Linked DNA regions of Mus musculus: region 2 is linked to region 1. Evidence: chromatin loops called from intact Hi-C (ENCODE). Cell type or tissue: left cerebral cortex. All regions are shown on one strand.

Region 1 (8,000 bases):
TAGTTTTCATTTTTCAAATATGAATCAAATAAATGGCAATGTTTTCTGAATGCCAAAATCGTAATTAACTACACATGTATTCAATATGCATGTTTCCTTAGATGTGTAAGTTGTTCCTGAGGTGTGTCTACTATAAACAACTATAAAATAAGCCTTATATTGTTGGCATGCTTGAACACTGTTACCTCTTAATACAGAAAATGGAATTTTTTTTGTCTAGAGTTAAACAATATCTATTTACATGTCACTATTTTTTTTTTGTCTAGAGTTAAACAATATCTATTTACATGTCACTGTCTATACTGGTCTGTATGTAGTTTGCTCAGATACTGGCACCATATAAGAGTGTATCATATGTGCATTTCATCTCCAAAATGAGAAACAAACAAATAAACAACAACATGTTTTTCTATGCCCAATTAAGTATTAGAGAGATGGATGTATTAAATGATTCTAAATTTACTTTATCTTCTCTCTGTCTCAAATGTCCTAAAGAATAAACCAGAAATTGAAAAGTAAAACAAACAATAAAAATAATACTTATAAAATGAAGCTATGTACAGCAAAGTTGTTCAAACAAAGTCAGAGTTAATGTAAGCAGAGTTCAGAGAAATCTACCCAAGATGTAGATAGGCCAACAAGAAAGCCCAATAGCAACATTTGGATCAAGATGAGGAATGCATACAAGGAAACAGCATAGAAACCCTGGACAAAAAAAAAAAAAAAAAAAAAAAAAAAAAAAAAAAAAAAAAAAACAGTTCTGACTGAGAAAAGTTACATCTCGAGATTCACTTTAATAAAAAGATATTCTATAAATATTATAATAGAGGGGGGAAAGATGAGAAAAGGGAGCAAGTTTAGAATAAAGAGAGAAACAGGGCTTAGTGGATTCAGGTACTGTAGCTAAGGCTGATTAGTTCAGTTTAATGCCAAGATCCGTGTGATCCAAGGAGAAATGATTTCCACAACTTGTCCTCAAATCACCTCAGACAAGCATGCACCCACACACATACACATGTACAAACTCACACACACACACACACACACAAATCTGAAAGCAAAGTGATCTTTCTAGAAACTACAAATAAGTGTGCAAAGAATGCTATATTTGTGTTAGCTGAAACTAGTGAGGAAGATATTAAAAGGTAACCCTGACTAAAAAAAATAGCCTAGCCCATAAACTTTTCGCAATAAATCCTTTCAAACATTGAAATGTAGTTACCTTTAGCGATACTAGAATTCTTGTTGGACATAGCAGGAAGGAACCCTTCAAGTGATTTAGATGTGCACTACAAATAAGTGATGGCAATCCCCTATTAAAACTCTATGCAGCAAACTATAGATCCACTTCAATAATGAAAATCAATGGCAGAGAATAAGCATTGAATAGCAAAGACTGTTCATAAAGCTTTAGCATTTATTCTTGGCTATAAATGAAAAATAACTTAAACTGGAGATTAATTAGATCTCCAAATGAAGTAAAGATTTGGAGATCATCTGCAATTTATAAACAAATATCAGCCCTGTCAAGCTATTGGAGTTATAATGGTACACACATAATAGGAATAATTGCTTTCTCATTCTTACTTATACATGCATTTATCAATGGGTGAATATTTTTTGCAGTATTTATTTTATATTTATAGAATTTCAGATTCTAGAAAATGAGGTAAAGTTTCTATCATCAAAAGGGAATTTTTCCTGAGAAAACTCTGGATTAGAAAATATTTATTAAATAAAAGAGAGGAAAGAAAGTGTTTTTTCCATGAGCAGTTCTAGGAATCAAGAGCTGGCATCAAATTTTTATTAACCACCTTCCTAATAATATTAAAGTATTTCAAAACAAAAATACAATATTTCCAGCAAGTTCCTTTTCGTGTTCCTAAGGAAATTCAGGATTGTTACAGCCTCTGCTGCAAAGAGTATGCCAGATAGCTTGATACTTATTTAATTTTGGCAAAGAGTATCTAGGGAGACCTAACAAAACTGGGCCCTGACATGATTTTTGAAATCTCCCTTGACGATAAACAAGCTGTCTGTTTTCCTCACAACACTTCTACCAGCTCTGACTGCAAATATTTCTGGAAGTTGGACAAACTCCAGCAGGCCTCCTCCCCTGAGTGAAAGGAGACCTGTGGTGACTGCTTAAAGAGGAGTTGGGGCTGAAAATCTGAGTCAGAGAGGGTGAAGCCAGCCCTTCTCAGCTGCATCCTGAAGAGCACACTGTAATATCAAGTCCCCACATGCAAACCTTAGTTCATGGAGTATTTTACATTTCCTTAAGCCAGAAATAGGATTATTGTTCTTGTCTATACTTATGAAGAATACAATTTATGTATACAATGGGTTCTGCCTAGGTTAAAATAATTCCTGTTTAGTTAATTAATATTTTAGTATTTTTTATAATTTAATTATAGAAGCCTTTTGGTCCTTCTCTTTTTGTTCTTCCTACAGTATACAAGGTGATCATAAATTGTTCAGATCCTGTGGTGTAGAGTATTCGAGATCCATCCTTCTATCTACAAATATTACTCATTATCTAGCTTCCTTCTATTGCCCCTACACCTCGCACCTTCATAGTCTCTATTTTTCACAGTTCTCTACTCAGATAAACTTCTATTAAATCTCAGGGATTATTTGAGAAACCAGCCTACTGAAACCAAACACATGAGTTTTATTCCCCAATAACAAGCTCTCAGCTACACTTTGTTCATCTCCTAATAGCCTTTCTCAGGCTAGCATGGAATCTCTCACAAAGAATACAGATTTGGAGAAAGCATCATGAATGTGATGATTGTTCACTAAATATTTACCAAATGATTGCTCCTAGAGAATGGCATTCTCTATTTTGATGGCTTAAAGGCACAGAGAGTTCTAGATTGATGAATATAGCTTCATCTTGGATTGGAGACAGCCCATAAGCTCAAGCCCCAAGACTTGAATTTTGCAGTGTGTGCATGGAGTGGAAGCTGGGAGTGCTTCAAAACCCCACTGGCACTGAAAGCCTTATAGCTCTACTGTGAGACTGTGATCTTGAGAATTATACTGGGTAGAAAGTTCTTGGAAGAGCAGTTGGTGTTTGCAAGTGGTCACTGTGACTTTGTGGAAGAACAGGAGAACAAAGTTGAGAATGTTTTATGGTGTTAAAGATTTGCTTTTGAACTCAGTGCTCTCATTGGGTCTACTGAGCTTTCCCGATGGCTCCTGTAAGATGATTCTAATAGCACTGGAACTCAGAATGTACTCTACATGAGTTCATTGAGTACACAGATAATGTGTGCCATTCAATTTCACAGGAAGGAGATGCAGCATTCAGATATATGCTCATGAAAAATATTACAGAGCAAAATGTAAATTTTAATTCTAAAAAGAAAATGAAAAATTAAGTTGCTCCTTTGTCCAACTTGGCTGAATGTACCAAGCATGTAAGAACAGCATTTCACTCTAGGGAGACAGCTGAAGGATCTTGTCATTATTAGCATAAAGACTAATCCATAAACAGAAGTGACCAGCCCAAGGTCACACAACAATTAGATTACCCCCTTCATAGCACTGTCTTCTAGTCTATGAGTTAAAAGTGCATAATAATTTTATCTGCATGGCATCTTAAACTCTTTATCAAAGTAAAAAAAAAATGCCTCTGACAGAAGTGACTACACAGGACAGCATTCTGACTGAATAGAAACCATTCTACCCTCAGCTTGGACCACTCTGTAGAAATGCTCAAATTATCAGAGTCTCAAATATTGATATCTCTTAAAAGCTAATACTCACCAAGAGTGTGCAAACTCAGAAGTCAGTCAAACTGACTTCTACTTGAATCATTTTCTGTTATCCAGTGCCCCAAAACACAACTACATAGAGGGTCATCTTTAGGAAACAACATTTTAATCACCAGTATGCTAATAAGTAACTCTTAGCTCTACTTCTAGCTTATTAGGTCAGAATTTCTGATTGCCTGACAAGGTAAATTTTAGCAAACTCCCCCCAAAATTCACATGACCACAAAAACATAAGCTTGTACACTTGCTCTACAAACCCTTTAGTCCCAGAAAATACAGTTTTGATCCAAGAAACTCATTTGATAATTCATAACATAAGAGACTAACATGTCATTTGAACCTGGGTTCTTTTGATTTGAAAGATTTCAAAATTTGACCAAGAATACAGACAGGAATTTCTCCTTTGGGGAAATATCAGGACATCACTTGAGCACAGTGTTCTGCCATATATTCTAAATTTATATTTTTTTCGTTCATTTCTTTGCTCTGTGTTTTAAAGTTTAGCAACATGCACTGTCTGCCATCATCTTCAAACGCCCAAGCTAGGGGAAATTGGGTGTTAGAACTAGCACAGGGATATTTGACAAGGTTGTGTCAGATTAACATTAGTTCTAAGGAGAGAGACCTTAGGAGGCAGAGTAGAGGGTGCATTTGACAAGTGTTCACTAGGGTAATTCACCATGTAATTGGCCAAATGCTCAAAAGTCATTAGACCACAGCTGAGTAAGAAATTCGTGGCTGCTGTAGAGTTTATAGCTCCCTCTGCAGCTCCCTTTTTCCTGGAGGCTCTATTCAGAACCTCGCTTATGAGGAACCCACATGCTTGAGTCAGGAATAGCATATGTATGCATGCATAATTCCAAAGTTGACTTTTTAAAACAACAACCAGATATCAGCGACTTTTAGAAGGTCAAGTAGCATGGTTAGGGCTAGATGATTTATCCCATTTTATCTCAATGTCTAATATGCATTCATGTAGCCTAAGGACACTGCTAGAGTACAAACTCTTAGTCTGTTGTGTCTTAAGATTTGAGATTCTGTAATCTCCACACACACTTTCCAGCAATGCCAAAGCAACTGATCTATGGTTCATAGGAAAAAGCAAGGATCTAGCTGAGGGAATGCAAGTGAGCCCTCTGGATATCAACTCTGCATGACTCATGGCTGTTGCCTTGAGAGCTACATTGAGGATGCTGCAATTGAGTCCAGGACCAGCTGGTCTATTACCAGTGCCTAGCATAAACTTAAGAATAGGCGACATCACCTCTAATAATTCTCTCATGTAATGTACAGAAGCTAAAGCCCAGAGATTCCAGGGATTTATTCAGGATCCCACAGAAGCTAGTAAGTTATTGAGCTAGGGCTATATAAAGTAGAATGCATGCTTAGATTATCTTTTTTCTATCTCGCTCTGAGTTGCACATTTTAATCACAGATTGCATGTGAAGCTGTTTTAAAATAACTTTCCTCTCACTTCTATAACTGTCGGAACCAGTCACAGAATCTAATTTGGATTCATAAAGCCAGAGGACTTTGTGTAGCTAAGTCTCTGAAACAACTCTGAGACTTTCACTAAAGAGCCTCACTTGTCTTTAGTTGTCTTGTTTGTGAAAATAACAGACATGGCACACCTAACCTTTCAAGTTCACTTTGATGTTGTAGAAAGTAGCAAGCTAAAAGATCTGAATATACACTGAATTTGTTTAAGTGACTTAAATATATTCAGGAAAATTTTATTTAAAATGTGAGGCATCATTGAATTTTCCTGAAAAGATTACTACTTTTAGCCTTGTACGATGTAATCCCAGCACTCAGGAAACTGAGTCAGAAGGATATCGGGAAGTTGATAGCAGGAACCTTACATAGTGAATCCTAGGCCAGCCTGGGCTACAGAGTAATGACTTGTCTCAAATAAACAACCACAAACACACACACACACACACACAGAGAGAGAGAGATAGAGAGAGAGAGAGAGAGAGAGAGAGAGAGAGAGAGAGAGAGAGAGAGAGAGAGAGAGAAAGGTGAACACACATGCACATATACACTCTTACCAAATTATGGGTCAAATTTTATCTGAAGAGGCTGTTAATTATTATAATGAAATTCTTCTGGTTTTCTATCACTGCTTAATGGGAATAAAACAAGAGAAAGGAAGATATCAGGACAGACAATACCAAATCTTACTTAGAAATGATACTTTGTTCTGACGTTAACTTCCAGGTTAGCAAAAAGATTACCTATTTCCTCTTTCTTGCCCAGAAAGAGAAAGGGGCATTTCCTTTGTATGCAGGAGCCTACTAGGAAGGAATCTTCCTTTCTATAGACCACTCTGTCTTTTCAATTGCAGCACCAATCACTGCCAAGGGGAAGGGGAGGAGTAACAAGTTTGGTTTAAAGCCATCAGCTTCACCATGGGGACAGGAAGTCACTGCTACTCTGTTGGAGAGGAAGTATAGATCTGAGATCTCTACTAAACACTACCGAGAAAACATTTTAAGAGCAGAGCAGTGTCTGACTAAGCGAATCTGTAACTCTGAACCTTTTCTGTGGGTTGTAGATACTGCAAGTTATTAGTGCCTTAGAAATGATGACCGTTTGTTATTGCCTAATCACATGCCAGACAGGCTGGTGGATCTCCTGTGTTAGTGAGCTTTCCACTGCTGTAAAGTCTAATCGCAAACAAATCAATGTAAAAGGACCAAAAGGTTTATTTGCTTTCCAGTTTTAATCCACACATCCTTGCTCCCATTGCCAGGAGGAACACATCTGCATCATGCTCAGGGCAACTTGGCATTGTCTGAATGTTTTAAAAGCTATAAATAGACAGGGGCACTAAGGCAGTGGTTTTCAACCTTCCTAATGCCTTGACCCTTCAATACAATTCCTCATGCTGTGGTGACCCCCAACCATAAAATTACCTTCTTTGCTATGTCATAACTGTAATTATATGCATTACGTGTCACTATGAATAATAATGCAAATATCTGTTTTTAGATGGTCTTAAGGGCACCCCTGTGAAAAGGTTGTCCTACCTCCAGAGGAGTTGTGAGTCACTAGTTGAGAAACACTTCACCAAGGCATCAACATTCCCTTCATGAACACACCCACAATCCCCTAGAACCTCCTAGAGTGCCATACCTCCTAACCATTCCATTCTTTCACAATAGCATCACAGGCTTCATTCTAAGCCTTTAATATGTGGGCCTTTGAAGGATAGTAATGATCCAAAGTATAATATTTCTTAAATTCTCTAAATCAGTTCTAAAATAGCCTCAAAATACAACTCACTCATTTTATATTGTATTAGTTCTTCTGAAATTCATGCCCAAAGCAGTGGGTTTCATGATGTTGTTTCATAGATGCTTTGGATCCTGTTGGTACTCCTTCCCAACTTCCTTTTCCATCCTTTACATCCTCGCGATGGTTTCCTGCCTCCCTCAGCAGTCCTACTTTTGCTTTTGTGGACTATGTATTCTGTCACCTTTTCATTTCTGTATTTTAACAAGTAGGAAACTGAGGCTCAGTGGAGCTGGAGAACTAAGCCAAGATCACACAGCAAGTTGGTAGATGAGCAAGAAATCAAAGCTGTCTCCACAGCTCACATTTGCAAGTTTAGTTAACTATATAAATGTTCTTGTCTCTATTCGAATTTTAAATGTGACTATACAAAGAGCATGCACAGAATGTGAATTGCATATTATCATTATCATCATAATGAAGCTGTCTTTATTGACGAATTTCAATATGCAGGAAGAGATACTTATTTTCCATATATAAATGGAATAAGAACTAGCCTGAAAATTTAATTTTGTTGATGGGTGCAGGCTGGGATTTCCAAAACTTATACTAATCCTGTTGGCAGAAAATGAAGTGGAACATTTCTAGTTCATTCTTGACTCTGTCCATTGTAAGGATAATGAAGCAAACAATATCCCCAAATTAAGCACCAGGAAGATACATGATTGAGAGTCTTTTGCTTCCTGTGACCACTGAGGTTTTAACTTTAGACACCTCCTAACATGCTTAATCTAAAGTACAAAAGAGAATGGTGGCAGGGTTCAGTCTTTTGCAAATCTTGCTAGAGTAATTACATCAGCCGTGAGCTTAGGCATCAACATCTATTAGTGGTCTTCTAATTCTACACTTATGCAATACATACACACACACACACACACACACACACAAAATCAATAATAAACAAAGTTTTAAAAATACATG
Region 2 (8,000 bases), 480 kb after region 1:
CATAAGGAGCACAATTTGCCTAAACTTTAGTTCTCTCACTTAGAAAATGGGAATAATTATGATAGTGCCACTTCTAATCACACACACATACACACACAAGCAGTAAGTATAAAGAACTCAGTGAAAGTGCAAACGTGTTGTATGCCTTGTTAAGTACAGGGATCATTGTGGAAACAAGGAGAGTGGAGACAGTAACAATGACAGCAATGGCCAAAGCTCTTGAGTAGAAAAAAAGGAAGCAATGGCCATACCTGGAAGAGGGAGTAGAGGGTCCTGGGGTGTCCTTAACATTGGGTGAGGTAGGAAACTCAGTCCAGAAAACTATAAATACATGCTGGGCAAAAACATTCAGGGCAAGAAAGGAACCTTGGTTTCCCCAGAAGGCAAATGAGTAGAGCTTCAAACGGCTGTGCTCCCCTACAGAAACAGGTGTTTAATGAAGTAGACGGCAAACGTGCCAAGAACACCGAATGTCTACGCCGAGTGGAAAAACAATCCTGTGTGATTACCTTATTCACAAAGATTGTGATACACGTGCATCATAAGAATTCAGGATTCTGTTTTTGTTTGCTTGTCTGTTTGTTTTTGTTGTTGTTAAAAAAACAATGTTTTCTGAAATAGGGGGACCATGAACTTAAAAGTAACCTGTTACTTTTAGATGTATAAAAATGCACTCTCTCTCTCTCTCTCTCTACTCCTTTATAGCAAGTGAACTGTTCTGAGTGCTTCTGGTTGGTTTTGTTTTGTTTTGTTTTGTTTTTTCCCAATTGAAATAATACTTAAACAATTCATTTCCTGGCCACAGACTTTTAATTCCAAATCAAGAACTCTGGAGTCCTACTTGCTTCGGTTTGAATACTAGCCTTCTCCTTAGGTGATGCTGTAATCTCAGATATGTTGCTTCAGGATTCTGGTACACAGACTCTTTGTCCAAAAGGTATAGAAATACCCTCCGTTTCCTTTATCGAGCACATCTGTAAGCACCAAGCCCAGTGAATGACAACCTGTGGAAAGTACTCGGTCAAAGGTCACTTTATTACGCTGCCCAAAGCAGGACTTTTTTCCAAATTGCTCACATACTTGAGGGAAAATGGAAACTTGAAGGTGAGCACATTGTCCTGGTGAGCCTCAGAGCCTGGGAAAGATTGGAAAATCCTCTGAAGACTGAGCAGGGGCAGGTGTCAAACTCCAGCTCCTGTTACCCAAGGTCTAGGTGAGTGTGCGCATAAGAAATCCAGCCAATGAAATGGAGTCACCATTACCCTCTAGGCAAACTGCAGCCCAGTGAGAAAACACAAAGATTTCTATGTCCCAGAAAGTGAAATTTGACACGCATACAGGCTATTACTTAAAGTAAGATAGTGTCCTTCCTAAGGTTCCGAGAGAGAAAAATCAGCATGTTGATTTCGGCTTTTATGTTTTACAAAGTGACTTTCATGGGAAAGGTAACTGTGTTAACACTTTAGAGCAGCTGCCAAGTGTCTTTGGCAATAGAATGTCAAACTATGGGAACCTTGATCAGCAAAGCGGAAACCTCCTGTTTTGTTGACTGGGACAGGAGACATAGTCATAGCATCTTTAATCCAAGGGATTTATCATGTTTTTGAGGGCATACAAGAAGTGTCTACCCAGAAACTGCTTATTTCAAGCACACCCTCCTTCCTGATACCAAAGCTGCTCATCATATGCATTTAGAATGAGCTAGTTATAATATGGAGTTATTACATTATGGCTTATGAGTGGCAGGGTATCCAGACTGTTCAGTTTACCCAGAGTAAGGAGACTAGCTCATGCTCTTGCAATTCAGAACTTGGGAGCCCTACTCGATGTACGATATTCCCTTGGATTAACAGACATTAAGCACTATGATCTCTTGACAACCACTGTGCTGTGTAACTTCCTGCTAGTGAGAACAAGTGTCTAAGATGATCAGCCTTAGTGGAAGGCAGGTTGACTTGGGCTCATGGTTTCAAGGGGATTTGAGCCATGTTCACTGGGTCCTGTTGATGTGGAGCCTATGGTGAAATTGTACATCATTATGGGATTATATGATAAAGGGAACTGCTCACTTCATAACAGGAAGGAAGGAAGGAAGGAAGGAAGGAAGGAAGGAAGGGCAGGCTGCTATCTCAATACCTTCTTCAAAGAGATAGCTTAAGTGATCAAACCTTCTTTCACCTGGTCTCATTCCCTAAATGTTCTATCACTTCACAATAATGCTGTGTAGGGTTGCAATCAAGGCTTGAATACATGGTCCTATAAGACGACCCTTAAGGTCATAAGTATAGCATTTGAAAACACCAGATTTAGAAAGATCTTGGATGCATGCTCATGCCTTGCTAGGTTCTGTAAATCATGTTGGGAAACAGCACTCATAAAAGGTAAACTTTATACCTTCACTGAGGAAAATGATGACAAATGCATCATTCATGATGGACACAACTGTTTTCCTAGATTTGAGCTCAGAATAAGTTATTGTGCTAAGTTGTACTCTCTCTCTTCATGACACTGTTAAAGGACTGAAGTGTTATTCAGAAAGTGAACTATCACTCCAAGAGTGGCTTTGAAGAAATTACAATACAGATGGATCTACCAGACAGATAGCTGGCCAAAACTGGCCTTATTATGCAGGGTACATAATAGTTAATATTACCTATGCCTAGAATTCTATTCAAAGCTAGATAACAAGGCACATTCAAGAGAAAATAATTAGGCCTTAAAAGAACCCTGAAAGGCAAGCGTTAGAGATTCTTGAGTTGTAATTTTTATGATTCAAAAGGAATTCTAATGATTGTATAATAATTTACTATGGATCAAGCTGCTGCTTTTTGATGGCTGTTGTAGACTTGAAAGTTTTGTACCCGAAGAGTACCAAACCCAGCTTAAAATCTTTAGAATTCCCACAAGAAAATTGTGCATAATAGCTAACAGGAAAAATAGGTGGAAAAGGCTACATTACTGATAGCTGTGAGAATTCCTTAAAGCTCTGATAAAAGCAAATTGGTTAGATTGAATCACAAGATTTTCTGAAATCTAAATTAGTATGCTTACATGTACGCTCACATATACATGTGTGTTCCCACCCCCATGTCTGCCTACCTGACTATCCCTGAAATGCTAAGTGAAGACAGCAAGTCTACCAATGCCTGTTTCCAGTAGTGCCAGCTCCATCCTGTCATGTTTAGGAAACCACAGTTATCCAACAGTCAGCCTGAACACCCACAAAGAACTCAAAGGCAACGAGTGCTTCTCTATCTATCAAGCATCAGTGAGAGGATGGCTTTGGGGGGGGTGATCTTCATTAATAAGTATGGACTGGGTTGAGCCAATTATTTTGTCTGAGGAACAACACGGAGGTCATCTGAGCCTACTTGTCGGAAGGCAGCATCTCAGCATATCTTTTATTTGCATAGAATGTTCCTATGCCCCACCCTTGACTCAAACATCTTTATTTGTCTATCTAACTACGTATCTTTGAAAGCTTGTTTGAGTTTTCAGAGTCTCTTTCCTGACCAAGCCACTGTGAAACCCTGAGCCAGATAAGACAACAGTAAAGTGAAACATTTGCTCCCTAGCAACTATCGTCTACCATGGAAGTTAAGCAGGTGTTCAAAAGCTGCAGATTTGTTTATTCTGGGGAGAGGGGCATGTGCCATGGCTCCCGCATGGTGATCACAAGACGATCTCATGGAGTTAGTTTTTTCCTTCCACCACGTGGATCCTGAGGACTGGGGTCATTAGGCTTGGCTCTGATTGGCTGAGCCATCTTGCTGACCTTCACAGGTTTCATTGATATCAGCTTTCTCTACATAGAAAAAGCTGTTCTCTGTATTATCTATGAATCACCTTGCTAATAGAAACTTCAGCAGAAAATCCTATCTAAAAGATCATTTGATTAGTGTCTCAGAAATATGACCAAGGAGCTAAACTTCTGGCATCTTCAATTTTCTGTGAAGTGGGATTATTGCAAAGGTTTGAAGGCATATGCTCTTTAAAGAACCGAGTACCATAAAAAAATACTAATGCAGGTGATAGGATGTGAAGCAAGGCATACAATAGTTCAACCTGAATCGGTTTACTTTGTGACACTCTGTGCCTAGGTTTCCTCATCCTAATAATGGAGTCAGAAAGAACACTATTTCTACAGGTTGTTATGTGAGTTAACACATGCAGAACATTAATACCAGTTGCTGGCAAAAAAATGGAAATTCAATAAATCTTAGCTGTTATCATTATTATTATTACCAGTATAATATACACCATGCAATAGATATTGAATAAATGGTAAGCAATTTTTAAATTAAACTTCATTGGTATTCAAAGTCACTTCTCTCCCATATAGCTGCCCCATTGAATTCTGGTAAGGAGCTCCAAACAATCTTCAGATCACTGTGGGGATGACACCTTCCCCTGCCAGTTAGTGTGTGTTGTGCAGCAAAGTAAATAGAATAATAACCAATCTGATATTTTAATTATCACGCATGTCAGCGATGCTGCTTTATAAATCAAAGCTAATTGATTCCGAGCACTTGCTATTTCTTCAGCCCTCCTACCGGCTCGGGAGCAAGCCTGCTATTTTCTGTGTAAACACTGAGGGTGGTTCCAGAATGGTATTCAAAATCAGTGGAGTGCTTTTTACACGTGGGCAAACTCAAAGCCAGGAATTAGGAGTTAGCATACTCAGTTCCACCCACCCATGGTATATATCCAGAAGAGAGCATGATGCTCCTCTCGGTGATGTTTGAACAGCTTCACTTAGACTGAACCTCCAGAAAATGGTCCAAACTTTTGAATCAATTTTTTCTCCATATTCCCATGGAGCACTCGGTAATTTAAGTGGCTGTTACATAAACCTGTATGTTTGTCTGGATGCTTGATTTTCAAGCTTATGTTTGTTCACAGTAGATCTTGCATAGAAATGCAATTTATACAGCAAACCATGGGTGCTGAGAGATACAGGTTGAAAAAAAAATGCAACCGAGCTAGCTAGCAACCACGCAGTCCCCCTTACCATGAGCATGCTGGATCTGATCCCAAAGTATATGCTATGGAGAGCTGCCAGCTGTCTTCCTATCCCAAATCCACAGCCTCTGCTTTACAGAAGTGCGATCACTCAGTTTGCCCAAGAAGCTTCTCTATCAATGCATTTGCACATGTCAGGGAAAATTCAAATCCCCTTGACGTCGCAGGTTCTGCTTTTAAGCAGTTCAACCATCTGATTTTAAGCTTTTAAGCTTTTACATGTTCCAAACTACAAAACTCGAGGTTCTGGAGTATGGCTCAGTGATGAACACATAGTCACATGCTCAAGGCCTTGGACATGCTTCCCAGAACACACACACACACACACACACACACACACACACCTGAGTTTTACATTTTCAAAAATTCGTTTGCTCTCTGCTTTACATATGATGTGCCCCAATAAACTCATGTATGATGCAGCCCCAAACGCATGCAATCCACCTAAGCTACTGAAAATCACAGTGGAGCAGCCCAGCCCACTCTACAGAGCATCTGTTGTTCTCTCTAGTAGTCACGTGAATAACCCGGAGCTGTAGCTTCCTGCTGCTGCCCAGCATCATGAGAGAGCAGAGTACTAACACCACTAGTTTAGGAAAAGATCACAATTCAAATTGCACTTTTTAATGAATGAGTATTGCTTTCACACTATCTTAAAGTCAAAAATGGTTCTTCATCCACGGTAAAGGAAAGGCTGCCTATTAACAAGTCCTCCCCTACCTATCCTTCCAGTACTTTAGTCATTTGAATAATTTGGGGGACAGGGGAGGAGAGCATCACATTGAGAAAGAGATTGAGATGGAAGATTTGAAGATTTTTTTTTTTAATTTGGAAAAAAAATGAAAGAAACTTTGGAATTAAAGAGCCCCTATGGGCTTAGGATAAGGTTTGTTCTACAAGCTCTTTGCTCATGGGTCTAGCCAAAAAAGTTCATTTACCCCCCCACACCCCCCATAGCTTAAAAATGAAGATTCATGATGAGTGTGATAATTTATTCCAGCAGCCAATATAAATCGAAAATAGAAATCATTTTGCAAGTGACTGAGCAAGTAAACAAAGATGATAAACCTGTCAATGTTTACTGCTCATTCAGTCTTGGTTTGTCAAATCTATGGCAAACTTGCTCCTGTTCCACCCACCATGCTCAAGGCATATGAGCAAGGTGTAGGGTATCTGAGAGTCCCACATGAGCAGCATGCCAAAGAGCGACTACTAAGTCATCAATCAGCACTAGCATGTGATGTAGAGGTGCTCTGCCAGTTATCATCCACTAGATTTTACATAGGAGAAACCAGGCCAGAAAGGTGGACAGCTGGTCCAATATTGTACTGAAAGACTCCGAGAGGAGCCCCTCACTCAGGCCTCAGGACAAGAGCGGACACCCAAGAACTCACGATAGACCGAGCTTGTTCAAACCACATGAGGCTTTATTCGGGGAAAGCCAGAGCTCTGGGGATGACTCATATCCCACGCAGGGGTAGAGGAGTCGACCTCGAGAGGAAAGAGGTCCCAGTTTTTATAGGCCCTCAGTGGGGAAAGAAGAAGCGGGGGAGTACGGGATTTCCAGAGGGATTTCCAGATCTAAACAATGTCTATTCTCACGAAATGGGTATGGGAGGGGTACAAGGAAAGAGTCTGGTGCAGGTGTAGCAACTCAGGATTGGCCGGGCTGAGGTTGCTGGGGAGATTTTCTGACTCTTTCCCAGCAACCAATATCACAAACACCTGGCAATGGGCTTCATCAGTGGGCACACACATGGGTCAAGGAACGGTCAAAACATTGGCAGACACACAGGTTCAAGGAGTGGCCAGAGCATTGTGCACCTCTATTTTTCTAAATCAGTGAAGCTAGTTCTGCTAACACTGACATCTATCTTGCCAATTTCAGGGCTTCTGTGTCCTTTTACATTCTGTCAGGATCTTTCAGTACTGTTGGTTAAAAAATGATTGTGTATTTTACCAATACAACTCTTAGTTGTATTACACTGAGCATGCTAGGACATTGATAAACCCTGTTTGAGAATTCTTGCGTTGTTACGTCTATCTATGAAGGATAGGACATATTCAAAGCCGCTTCCTAGATCTGAATTTTTTGTAGAAGGTTGAAACTCTTGTAGTCCCTTGGGGCTGGAGAGATGGCCCGGTGCTTAATAACACTTGCTGCTCTTTCAGAGGGCCAGGGCTCTGTTGTCAGCTTTCAGATCAGGTAGTTCACAACTGCCTGTAACTGCAGCTCCAGGAGATCCAGTGCCCTGTTCTGGAATCCGAGGGTACCCACACACACACACACTTACTCTCCTGATCCCAGTATGCAATTCAACAGTTTTGAATTTTCATTTCCTCAGGTATAGGATAGATATGCATGGATGCTGCAAAATTCGATCAAGCTCTAATATGGTAAAAACCTAGCATATGATTCAGAACACGATGATAGGCAGAATATTCCAGTGCAAGACTTTTCTCTCATTTCTCTGCCCGTCACTCCCATCTGCTCTCTTCCGGGTATTGCCACAAGTTATTGATTCCTCAGGTTCAAGTGGGGAACTTCATCTTTTTGAACCTCTTTATTTTTTAAAACAGAGGATTACATTAGTGCTGAGATCACTGTGCCAGGAGGAGCATATGAAATTACAGCAGCAATAACAAACTCCCTGACCACATGGATACAGACTCCACACACAGAGCCTCCCAGAATATTATCCCATGCTTAAATTTCTACCCCCATTAAAGTATTGTTATAAACATTTATGTCATGGCTACTGTATAGATACTGAAGCAAAATAATTGTTGATAAGACCAACATCTCTCCCACAAGAGCACTAGACGAGTAGGATGAGTAAGATGTTCTCTTACTCTAGAGCTATAAAAAGGAAATCCTTCAGACCAGGTGATTTGTAAAGAATAGAAGTTGATTTATCTCCCAGTTGTAGAAGTCCCAAGGGTCTCACAGCATTTGATGAGCATCTATCTTCTTTCCT

What was found. Peaks named below come from ENCODE experiments on the same cell type or tissue, not always from the same donor. Only the 100,000 strongest peaks of a DNase experiment are listed, where the experiment ranks them.
Region 2: it touches region 1 in a loop (2.2-fold over the local background); 2 of 42 quality-filtered maps call a loop at or near these places.

The regions. Positions count from the first base shown.
Region 1 is chr11:42,604,347-42,612,346 of GRCm38, forward strand. All of the region lies in intron 8 of Gabrb2 (gamma-aminobutyric acid (GABA) A receptor, subunit beta 2), which reads left to right. Among named protein-coding and RNA genes, the nearest start is that of Gm34591, 190 kb to the left of the region's middle. In left cerebral cortex, a CTCF peak has its summit at 4,525; DNase peaks (open chromatin) are centred at 2,103, 4,614, 5,000, 5,187 and 1 more place; H3K27ac peaks cover 3,949 bases.
Region 2 is chr11:43,087,648-43,095,647 of GRCm38, forward strand. It overlaps a transcript of Atp10b not described here. Among named protein-coding and RNA genes, the nearest start is that of Atp10b, 58 kb to the right of the region's middle. In left cerebral cortex, no CTCF peak of the experiment used is centred here; DNase peaks (open chromatin) are centred at 4,667, 5,038 and 5,515; H3K27ac peaks cover 1,626 bases.